Linked DNA regions of Mus musculus: region 1 is linked to region 2. A link is a loop called in an ENCODE intact Hi-C map of the cell type or tissue named here. Cell type or tissue: left cerebral cortex. All regions are shown on one strand. Region 1 overlaps Skint5 (selection and upkeep of intraepithelial T cells 5). Region 2 overlaps Skint6 (selection and upkeep of intraepithelial T cells 6).

Evidence for each region. A loop is a pair of places that touch in the nucleus more often than their neighbours do. Peaks named below come from ENCODE experiments on the same cell type or tissue, not always from the same donor. Only the 100,000 strongest peaks of a DNase experiment are listed, where the experiment ranks them.
Region 1: a loop joins it to region 2, with 5 times the contacts of the local background. A loop is called at or near these places in 11 of 42 quality-filtered maps.

Annotation. Positions count from the first base shown.
Region 1 is chr4:113,571,890-113,576,889 of GRCm38, forward strand. All of the region lies in intron 42 of Skint5 (selection and upkeep of intraepithelial T cells 5), which reads right to left. Among named protein-coding and RNA genes, the nearest start is that of Skint6, 290 kb to the left of the region's middle. In left cerebral cortex, no CTCF peak of the experiment used is centred here; no DNase peak of the experiment used is centred here.
Region 2 is chr4:112,862,510-112,867,509 of GRCm38, forward strand. Skint6 (selection and upkeep of intraepithelial T cells 6) reads right to left here. Exons shown (of 49, transcript NM_001103199.1): 36 at 3,151-3,213. Among named protein-coding and RNA genes, the nearest start is that of Skint10, 90 kb to the left of the region's middle. In left cerebral cortex, no CTCF peak of the experiment used is centred here; no DNase peak of the experiment used is centred here.

The DNA of each region.
Region 1 (5,000 bases), 710 kb after region 2:
GGCAGGGGTGTCCCTCTCTTGGATCTATACTCACTGTTCTAATAGTAACCCTTCTCTCATCAAAAGAACACACCCTCAAAAACACTTGGAATAAAAAGCTTTTTTTTTTTCCTGATTTAAACCTACCAAAATCATTGTCCTTAGAATTTACTTGTTCACAATTATGTCCCTCATGACTAAATTTCCCACAATAAAAGTACCAGATAATTTAAGATAAGAGGCCTAGAGCAGCTTGTTCACACATCTTATTTTATGATGCTGTTTACTGTAACTGTGTTAGCAGGCATTTACACACTACTGACATTTAGGTATAGAAAGACCTAGCAAATTAGCATGTTACATATCATAACCAATATCAGTTTTATCCCTCTCCACTTGTTCATTAGTGGTTCCTAGGCCTTTAATATTGTACTATCTTTTTGTCATAAGATATTCATATTTTCAAACACCAGTGCCCTCATCCTAACCTGCCTTGTATCTGATTCTCATGTCATTAGGTGCACCACTGAAACCAAAATAATGTTGTAATCTGTGAAATTTTCTATAGAGGTTGTATAAGCTTTGTAAATAAGGTGGGAATTATGCTTATACCCAAAACTTTTTTTTGCAAGAACTTAAAGATGCAAAGCAAAATTATGCTTTCCATTTCAGGATGGTTGAATTGAGTTTGAATTTTGATATCAGAGTATAGCACTTGACCTAACAACTGCTCTCTCAGTATCTTCATTCAATTTGGTCTGCTTCATGTGTCAATATTTACAGCTGGTACATAGCACGTGATATTTTAGTGTAATCGCTCCTATAATTCAGTTGCCATTTTCATCTTTGGATGAAACTAGCAAATCATTTTGTCTACTTTGTCCACTATATATTACATCTTTACTTCATGATCTTTTAAAGAACTCAACCTTAACAACAATGTAAGCAAATATGAATATCTTACAGCAAAAATGTTAGTAGAAACCTAAAGGCCTATCCATTCAAATACATCAAAGCCTTTCAACCTTTCAAAGGTCACTTCATTACATGGTGCATGACAAAACTAGTGAATTTCAGAGCCAGAGTGCAACTAATTTTATATTTGTGGTTCCATAAACAGCTTATTCACAACATTCTAACCTGATTATGCAAACACTATTCTACAAAGTTGAAAATCATGATATATATAGTTTGGCTGTCTATCACTTAAAATAATAACTTCCTGTTGCATTAACATGATGCTCTAAAAGTTTAAATCCTAAGATTTATATCTGATTTAAGTACCACAACCCATCCAAACCATATGCTCTTCTACACTTTTCTACTCCTCTTTTACAGACATCAAATACAGTCTTCTGCATGGTCATATTAGATTGAGCTTTATCAAACTTTCACTTCCAGCACACTGGAGTATGTGATTCCTTAAAGATTTTCTCTGAAGAATCTCAGTAAGAAGTTGCCAACAAAATACCATCCATATAATAAAACTAATTGACTGGAGGATTTATCTATAAATTATATTTGGTAGTTATTGCACAATGTCTTTTCTTGCTCAAATATTGACATAGAATTTGACTATTTAGCATTTTCCATAGAAACCATTTCCTCTGATATATGTTTATGTGGTAATTATGTACAATAGAGCAACATTTTCTTTGTCTTTCTCAGTATAAAAGGTAGTAAAAAGCACTTGTTTCCATCATCTTCAATCAAGTATTATTTAATAAATTTTAGAGAGGAATTCCATGGCTGAAATGTTCATATTCATTGATTATTCTATGCTCACCTATAAAATCAATTAAATTTTTCAGTTTTTCTTTTTTTTTAAATAACAAATGCATGGGACATTTGTTGTTTGGCAGACTCCTCTATGTATTTTGAATTAAGCTGCTCTTGTTCCTGATGGCCAACCTCCTGTCATATTTATATTTTCAAGAGTCATTGATCAACCCACACAGCCTGATGATATAATCATTATCAGAATAGAGCACTTAGTATTTCTCACATGGCTCCTCCTTTAATTTGAAAACTCTGTTTCTGTTATATCTTGTGACTGAAGAATTGGCAAAGGCTGGGGTTACATTTCATGTGATATATCAACATCTTCCCCCATAGGATCCACAGTATCACCTTAAATTTTATCAAATGCTATGTCTGGGATCACAATAATACTAACTGTACATCTTTTTGTTGTGAAAAAAGTAATTTTCCCATAAATTTAGAGTCAAGTCATTCACGTAAGGCCCTAACTTTCACATTTTACCTACTACTCTCACACATTTACCTACTCAGACACTTTTTTTTAATGCATGATAACTTACTACTTCCTATGAAATGAGTATAAGCCTTTTAAAGGAGCCATTCTGATTTCTTAGATTTGACGGGACCTTGGAGGGAAAGTGGACAGGGGTGAAGAAAAGACTGTAGGGTCAGGTGAATCTGAGCTGGTCTTGGGTGAGGGAAAATGACTGAAGACCTGAGGGCCAGCAGAAAGAATGAAACAGGCAACCTCATAAGATAAGGGGTTGGAAGGACCCTCGAGAATGCACCATAGACCTGGGAGGTGAAAGACTCTCAGGAATCAAAGAGAGGGACCTTATAAGAAAGGCCTGACATTAGAGAGATGGAACTTATAGAGCCCACCACCAGCAGGAAGACAGGGCAACAACTAGGTAGACTGGGTTCATCCCACAGTCAAAACTCTGACCCATTATTGTTCCTGTCTGACAGAATTACAGGAATGGAAAAGGAGAGAAATCTGAGGAAAAGAACATCCAGAGACAGGGCCAAAGTGGGATCCAGCTCAAGGGGAGTCCTAACTGTATTACTGAGGATAGGGAGCACTCAGAAAAAGGGACCTAACATACTGCATCCTGGAAGACCCAACTGTGGGTTAAAAATGGTGTCCTGTGTCTGGCCTAGGGTTTTGGCATTTGGGCAAGATGGGCCTTAGGAAGTCTGAGTGGGTACTCCCCACACATCTGCTGGGCAGGCTTCAGGATGTGAGTAGCCATGGTAAACCAGTCTGGTCTGGGGAGGTTCAGTTTGAGGCCCCTGCAGAACTGCTGGAATTGGCTCCAGGTCCCCAGGCCTACACAGAGGCATAGAAAAACAGTTTCTTGTTCTTTGATACCAGAGGTGCTGCTGGCTGTTATGGAAGAGATGAGAATGGTGTGTGGGTCCCTGATGCTGTCTGTAGCCCAGGGCTGAAGGGAAAAGGGCAGAAGGAATCATCTGGCTGGTTACTCTGGGGAGGATCAACTTTGGCTTGTTCTTTTGGCTGCTTGACTTGGGAGAGTCTATGTCCGGGATTGCAATGAGCCCTTTTGTTGGAGGTTATATTCAAGGCTCTTTAGAAGAAGACCTGCTCAACTGCTCCAGTACATCAGATTCCACTGTATAATCTTTGTATTTATGAGCTCCTGAAGCTTTTCCCAGGAAACTTAAAGCTGCAAAGCCACATTGTTCTTTCAATTTTAGCAAGGCAGAATTGAGTTGGAGTCTGGATAGCAGAGTATTACGCTTGATGTAACACTTACACTCTGAGTATCTTGATTCACTATTTCTGCTTTATGTATCATTATTCCTGCCTGATACATAAAATTTGATATGTTAGTGAAAATGACAATTGAATGCCAGCTGTCACATTCATTTTTGGATGAATTGAGCAGACCCCTTTCTCTACATTTACTACTTTATATCCCATCTTTATTACATTAAATTTTTAAGAACTCAATCTACACAACAATGTAAGTCATTCATATCCGCCAAAGCCTTTTCTATCTATCAAAGTTCACATCATAGAATGGGTCTCAGCAAAACTATTGCTGCTCACAGCTAGAATCTCATTACCATTATATTTGGGATTCTTTAAACACATAATTAAAAACATTGTAAACAGTCTAGGTACATGTAAATACTCTTATCCACAAAGAGGAAAACTATGATATCTGTAGTTAGACATTATATCAGTTAAAATACTAATTTTCTGTTGCATTCACCTTATGCCCTAAAAATTAAAATTCTGTTATTTATAGCTGAGTTAAACACCACCATGCATCCATACCATATGCTCAAGTACACATTTCCACTCCTCTGTTCACAGACATCAAACATAGTCTCCTGCATGGCCATTTAAGATTGAGTTAGATCAAACTTTCACATCCAGCCTACTGGAGTGGTTTGTGATTCCTTAACGATTTTTCTCTGAAGTATCTCGATCAGAAACTGCCAACAAAATACCATCTATTTAATAAAATTAATCGATTGGAGAATTTATCTACAAACTATGTCCTATGGTTATTTCATAAAGTCTTGTCCTGCACAAATTCTGTCCTAGAGGTGGTGTATTTAACATTCCCTGAAGAAGAACTTACCCTTGATATCTGTTTATGGGTGAGTAGTTACAATAAAGCCAAATTTTCTGTGACTTTCTCAGTACAAAATGTAGTTTTAAAAAAGCAAGTTTTTAAATCAAGTTTTATAAAGTATACAGGTAATAAAGAAAGGAAAATAATCCCATGGCTTTAATGATCATATTTGTTGAATTATTAGATCCTCACCTCTAAAATCTGTTATCACTTTCATATTTTCATTTTCTAAAAAAAATAACAAATGTTTGGGATGTCCATGGTTTGACAGACTCCTGTATCTATTGCCTCTAATTGCACTTGTACCTGATGGACAAGCTCCTAACATATTTTGTCAAATGCCATGGATCTATGAATACAGCCTTGTGAAGAAACCATTTTCAGAGTACAGCACTTGCAATTTCAGGCATGCCTCCTCCTTCAACTTGGAAACTCTTTTCCTGTTATGTCTTGTGATTGAACAACTGGCAAAAACTGGGGTTGCTTTTCATGAGATATATCAACATCTTCTACCAAAGCATCCAAAATATCACCCTAAATTTCATTAATGGCTATCTCGTGAATCACAATATTATTAACCATGCAAACCGCTGTTGTAAAAGATAGCATTCCCAGAAATGTATGCACAAGTCATCCACATAAGTCCCAACA
Region 2 (5,000 bases):
CCTTAGAATTTACTTGTTCCCAATTGTGTTCCTAATGACTAAATTTCCCACAATTAAAGAATCAAATATTTTAAGACAAGAGGCCTAGAGAGCTTGTTCATAGTATCTTTCCTTATGTAACTGTTTACTGAAACTGTATCAGCAGGCATTTACACATTTCTGGTATTTAGGTATATGGTGTTCTAGCAAATTAGCATGTTACATATCTGAACCAATATCAATTTTATCCCTCTCCACTTGTCCATAGGCGTTTCTTAGGCCTTTAGATTTCTCCTAACTTTTTGCCATAATATATTCACATTTTCAAATACCAATGCCCTTATCCTAACCTGTGTTACATCTAGGTCCCATATCATTTGTTTTACCACAAAAACCAATATAAGGTCATAATCACCGAAGTTTTCTACAGATCTTGTATAATCTTCATAAATAATGTTGGAATTATTTTTGCTCCCTAAGCTTTTTCTCAAGACCTTAAAGGTACTGAGCAATTTTTTTCTTTCCTTTTCAGAATGGTTCAATTGAGTTTGAATTTGGATAGCAGAGTATAGCACTTGTCCTAACAACTGCACTCTCAGTATCTGAATTCTATTGGGTCTACATCATGTATCACTATTACCAGCTGGTACATAACATGAGATATTTTAGTAAAATTGTCCCTATCATGCCAGTTGTCACATTCATCTTGGGTTGAACCTAGCAATCCATTTTGTATCTTTTGTCCTGCATATATCGCATCTTGAATGCTTGAACATTTTAAGAACTCCACCTAAGTAACAATGTAATTCAATCATACATATCAAAGACTTTCGACCTCCAAAAGGTCACCTCATTACATGGTGCATCTCAAAATTAATGAAGTTCAGAGCCAGAATATAATTATCTTTATATTTGTGTTTCCATAAACAACTTATTCACAACATTTTAACCTGATTATGCAAACACTCTGCTCCACAAAGTGGAAAATCATGATATCTGTAGTTTGGCAGTCTAATAAGTTAAAATAATAACTTACTTTTGCGTTCACCTTATGCTCTAAAAATTGATATTCTATGATTGATATTTGAATTAAACATCACAACCTATCAAACCATATGTTCATGTACACCTTTGTACTCCCATGTTTACAGACATCAAATAAAGTCTTCCACATGGTCATATTAAATTGAGTTATATCAAACTTTCACATCCAGCATAATGGTGTATATGATTCCTTAACGATTTTCTCTGAAGAATCTCAGTAAGAAGCTTCAAACAAAATGCCATCCATATAATAAACATAATCCAATGGATGCTTATCTATAAATTATGTTTGGTAGTTACTGCACAATGTCTTTTCTTGCTCAAATATTGACATAGAGTTTGACTATTTAGCATTCTCCATAGAAGATCTTTTCTCTACTATCTGTTTATGTGGTAAGTATGCACAATAGAGTAGAATTTTCTTTGTCTTTCTCATTATAAAAGGTAGTATAAAAGCAGTTGTTTAATAATTTTTATCAAGAACCAGGTGATAAAGTTGGTAGAGGAATTCCATGGCTTAAATGTTCATATTCATTGAATTATTCTACTCTCAACGTATTTATTTCTGAGTTGAACACCACCATTCAACCATATAATATGCTCATGCACAATTCTACTCTTCTGTTCACAGACATCAAATATAGTATTCTGCATGGTTTCTTTATACTGAGTTATATAAAATTTTCATATTGATACTACTGTGTATATTTGTGATTCCTAAAAGACTTTTACTTTTCCTTCTCTATTTATTTTTATATTTTTCTTTTGGTTTTTCAATACAGTGCTTCTCTGTGTTGTCCAGTCTTTCGTGGAACTCACTCTGTAGACCAGGCTGGCCTCCAACTCAGTAGTATGCCTGACTCTGCCTCCCAAATTCTGAGATTAAAGGTGTGCTACACCACTGCCTGGCTTAATTTTTTTTTCCCCCTGAGGAATCTTTATCAAAAGCTTCAAACCAATTATCATCCATTTAATAATACTAATTAATCGGATAATATTTCTATACATTATATCTGGCAGATATTGCACAAAACCTTTTCTTGCACAATATTGACATAGAGTTGGATTATTTAACATACCCCTTAGAAGACCTTTACCGGATATCTGTTTTTGGAGTAAGTAGGTACAATAGAGCAAAATATCCTTGTCTTTCTCAGTACAAACGGTAGTACAAAAGCAGTTGTTTTAATCATTTTCTATCAAACATTAGGCAATAATGTTTTTAAAGGAATTCCATTGCTCAAATGCTCATATTCATTGAATTGTTCTATATTCACCTCTAAAATAGGTTTCATTTTGAGATTTTCTTAAAAAACATGCAGGTGATGCCCATGCTTTGGCAGATTCCTCTATATATTTACCCTCTTACTCTACTTGTTCCAGATGATTAAGCTGCTATCATATTTCTTTAGTCAACTGTTATTGATCTAACCGTACAGGCTTGTGAGGTAAACATTTTTCAGAATTGAGCTCTTGGCATTTCCATCTTAGTTCCTCCTTTAACATGGAAACACTGCTCCTGTTATATCATGTGACTGAATGATTGGAAAAGTCTAGGGTTGATTTTCATGCAATATATCAAGGTTTTCCACTATTGCATACACAATATACCCAAAATTCCTCAGTGTCTATTCCTTGAATCTCAATAATATTAACCATGCACCCCAGTTGTTAAAGATGCTTTATGCATAAATTTATATTCAAGACATCAATACATTCCCCAATTTCACCTTTTTATTCTACTGTCACATATTTAATTTCCATAACTTTTTTAAAAATTCTGTGATAACTTAGGACTTATTATTAAGTGATTATTAGCCTTTAAAGGGCGTCACTCTGAGTTCTAATAATTCTGTGAAATCAAACTTTCATAACATCTGATTTTCACCTTGTTTCCTAATAAAATTCGAACTACTTGAAATTTGAATTTTGTCATTGGAGATTTAACAAATGAAAATTAACACACTTTATTGTACTTCCAAACATTCCTGTTGTTCTCCTGGATTAGATTTTCCTGAGAGCAGGGACATATTAGCAGCTGGACACATTCACTAATGCCATTAAACCTCATCTCATTATTCAGAGACCAAAGGTTTAATTTCTGTTTGATATCTTCAATGATGATACCTTGATGCACGCTGGTTTTTTGAAGAATCGGATGAATTATATTCAACAGGAAATATTTTACCCCTAAGGGCAAAGGACAATAAATTCAATTAGTGATTATTATACTATAGAGTTTTGGTAGTAAAATGTAAGATGTTTAACTTTTCCCAAGTCTAGAGCAACACTGCCAGCAGTAGCATGCATTAGATATGTAAACCTCATTGAAACATTTCTGCCTGCTTATTTTTTCTGGTGGACAAGAGGAAAGTGGTCAGTACTTTTTGCTGTGTTGCCTACAGCTAGGTCCTCATTTCATCTTCAAATGGCAGGAAGTGTCTTTGTGTCCCTCCCTTGGATCTATACTCAGAGTTCCAATAGTAACCCTTCCCTCATCAAAAGAATACACCCTCAAAAACACTTAGAATAAGAAGCTTTTTTTCTGATTTAAACATACCACAATCATTGCCCTTAGAATTCACTTGTTCACAATTGTGTTCCTAATGACTAAATTCCCCACCATAAAAGTACCAGATAATTTAAGACCAGAGGCCTTGAGCAGTTTTTTGACAATATCTTTTTTTTTATGATCCTGCTTACTCTACCTGTATCAGCAGGCATTTACACATTGCTGATATTTAGGTATAGGAATCACTAGCAAATTAGCATGTTACATATCACAATCAATATCACTTTTATCCCTCTACACTTATTCATAAGTGATTTTTAGTTTTTTAGATTTCTAATAACCTTTTGCCATAAGATATTCATATTTTCAAACACAAATGCCCCATCCTAACCTGCCTTGCATCTGGTTCTCATGTCATTAGGTGTACCACTGAACCAATATTAGGTTATAATCAGTGAAATTTTCTACAGAGCTTGTATAATCTTTGTAAATATGGTGGGAATTATGCTTACTCCCAAATCTTTTTCGCAAAACTTAAAGGTACAAAGCAAAATTATTCTTTCCATTTCAGCATGGTTGAATTGTGTTTGAATTTGTATAGCCGAGTATTACACTTGACCTAACAACTGATCTCTCAGTATCTTCATTCCATTCAGTCTGCTTCATGTGTCAATATTACTGGCTGGTAAATAGCATGTGATATTTTGGTGAAATTGCCCTATAATACCAGTTGTCATATTCATCTTTTGGTGAAACTAACAAACAATTTTGTCTACTTTGTCCACTATATATCACATCTCTATTGCATGATCTTTTAAAGAACTCAACCTAAACAACCATGTAAGAAAATATGAATATCTTACAGCAAAATGTTAGTAGAAACCTAAAGACCTAATCCTTCAAATACATCAAAGCCTTTTCGACCTCCCAAAGGTCACTTCACTATATGGTGCATGGCAAAACTAGTGAAGTTCAGAGCCAGAGTCATATTAACTTCATATTTGTGGTTCCATAAACAACTTATTCACAATGTTTTAACCTGATTATGCAAACCCTCTACTCTACAAAGTAGAAAATCATGATATCTGTAGTTTGGAAGTCTATCATTTAAAATAATAACTTCCTGTTGCATTCACCTGATGCTCTAAAAATTTAAATTCTAAGATTTATATCTGAATTAAACACCACGACCCATCCAAACCATATGATCATATACACTCTTCTACTCCTCCGTTCACAGACATCAAATGCAGTCTTCTCCATGTTCATATTAGATTGAGTTATATCAAAGTTACACATCCAGCATACTGGAGTTTGCGATTCCTTAAAGATTTTCTCTGAAGAATCTCAGAAAGAAGATGCCAACAAAATACCATCAATGTAATAAAACTAATTGATTGGAGGATATATCTATAAATTATGTTTGGTAGTTATTGTACAGTGTCTTTTCTTGCTCAAATATTGA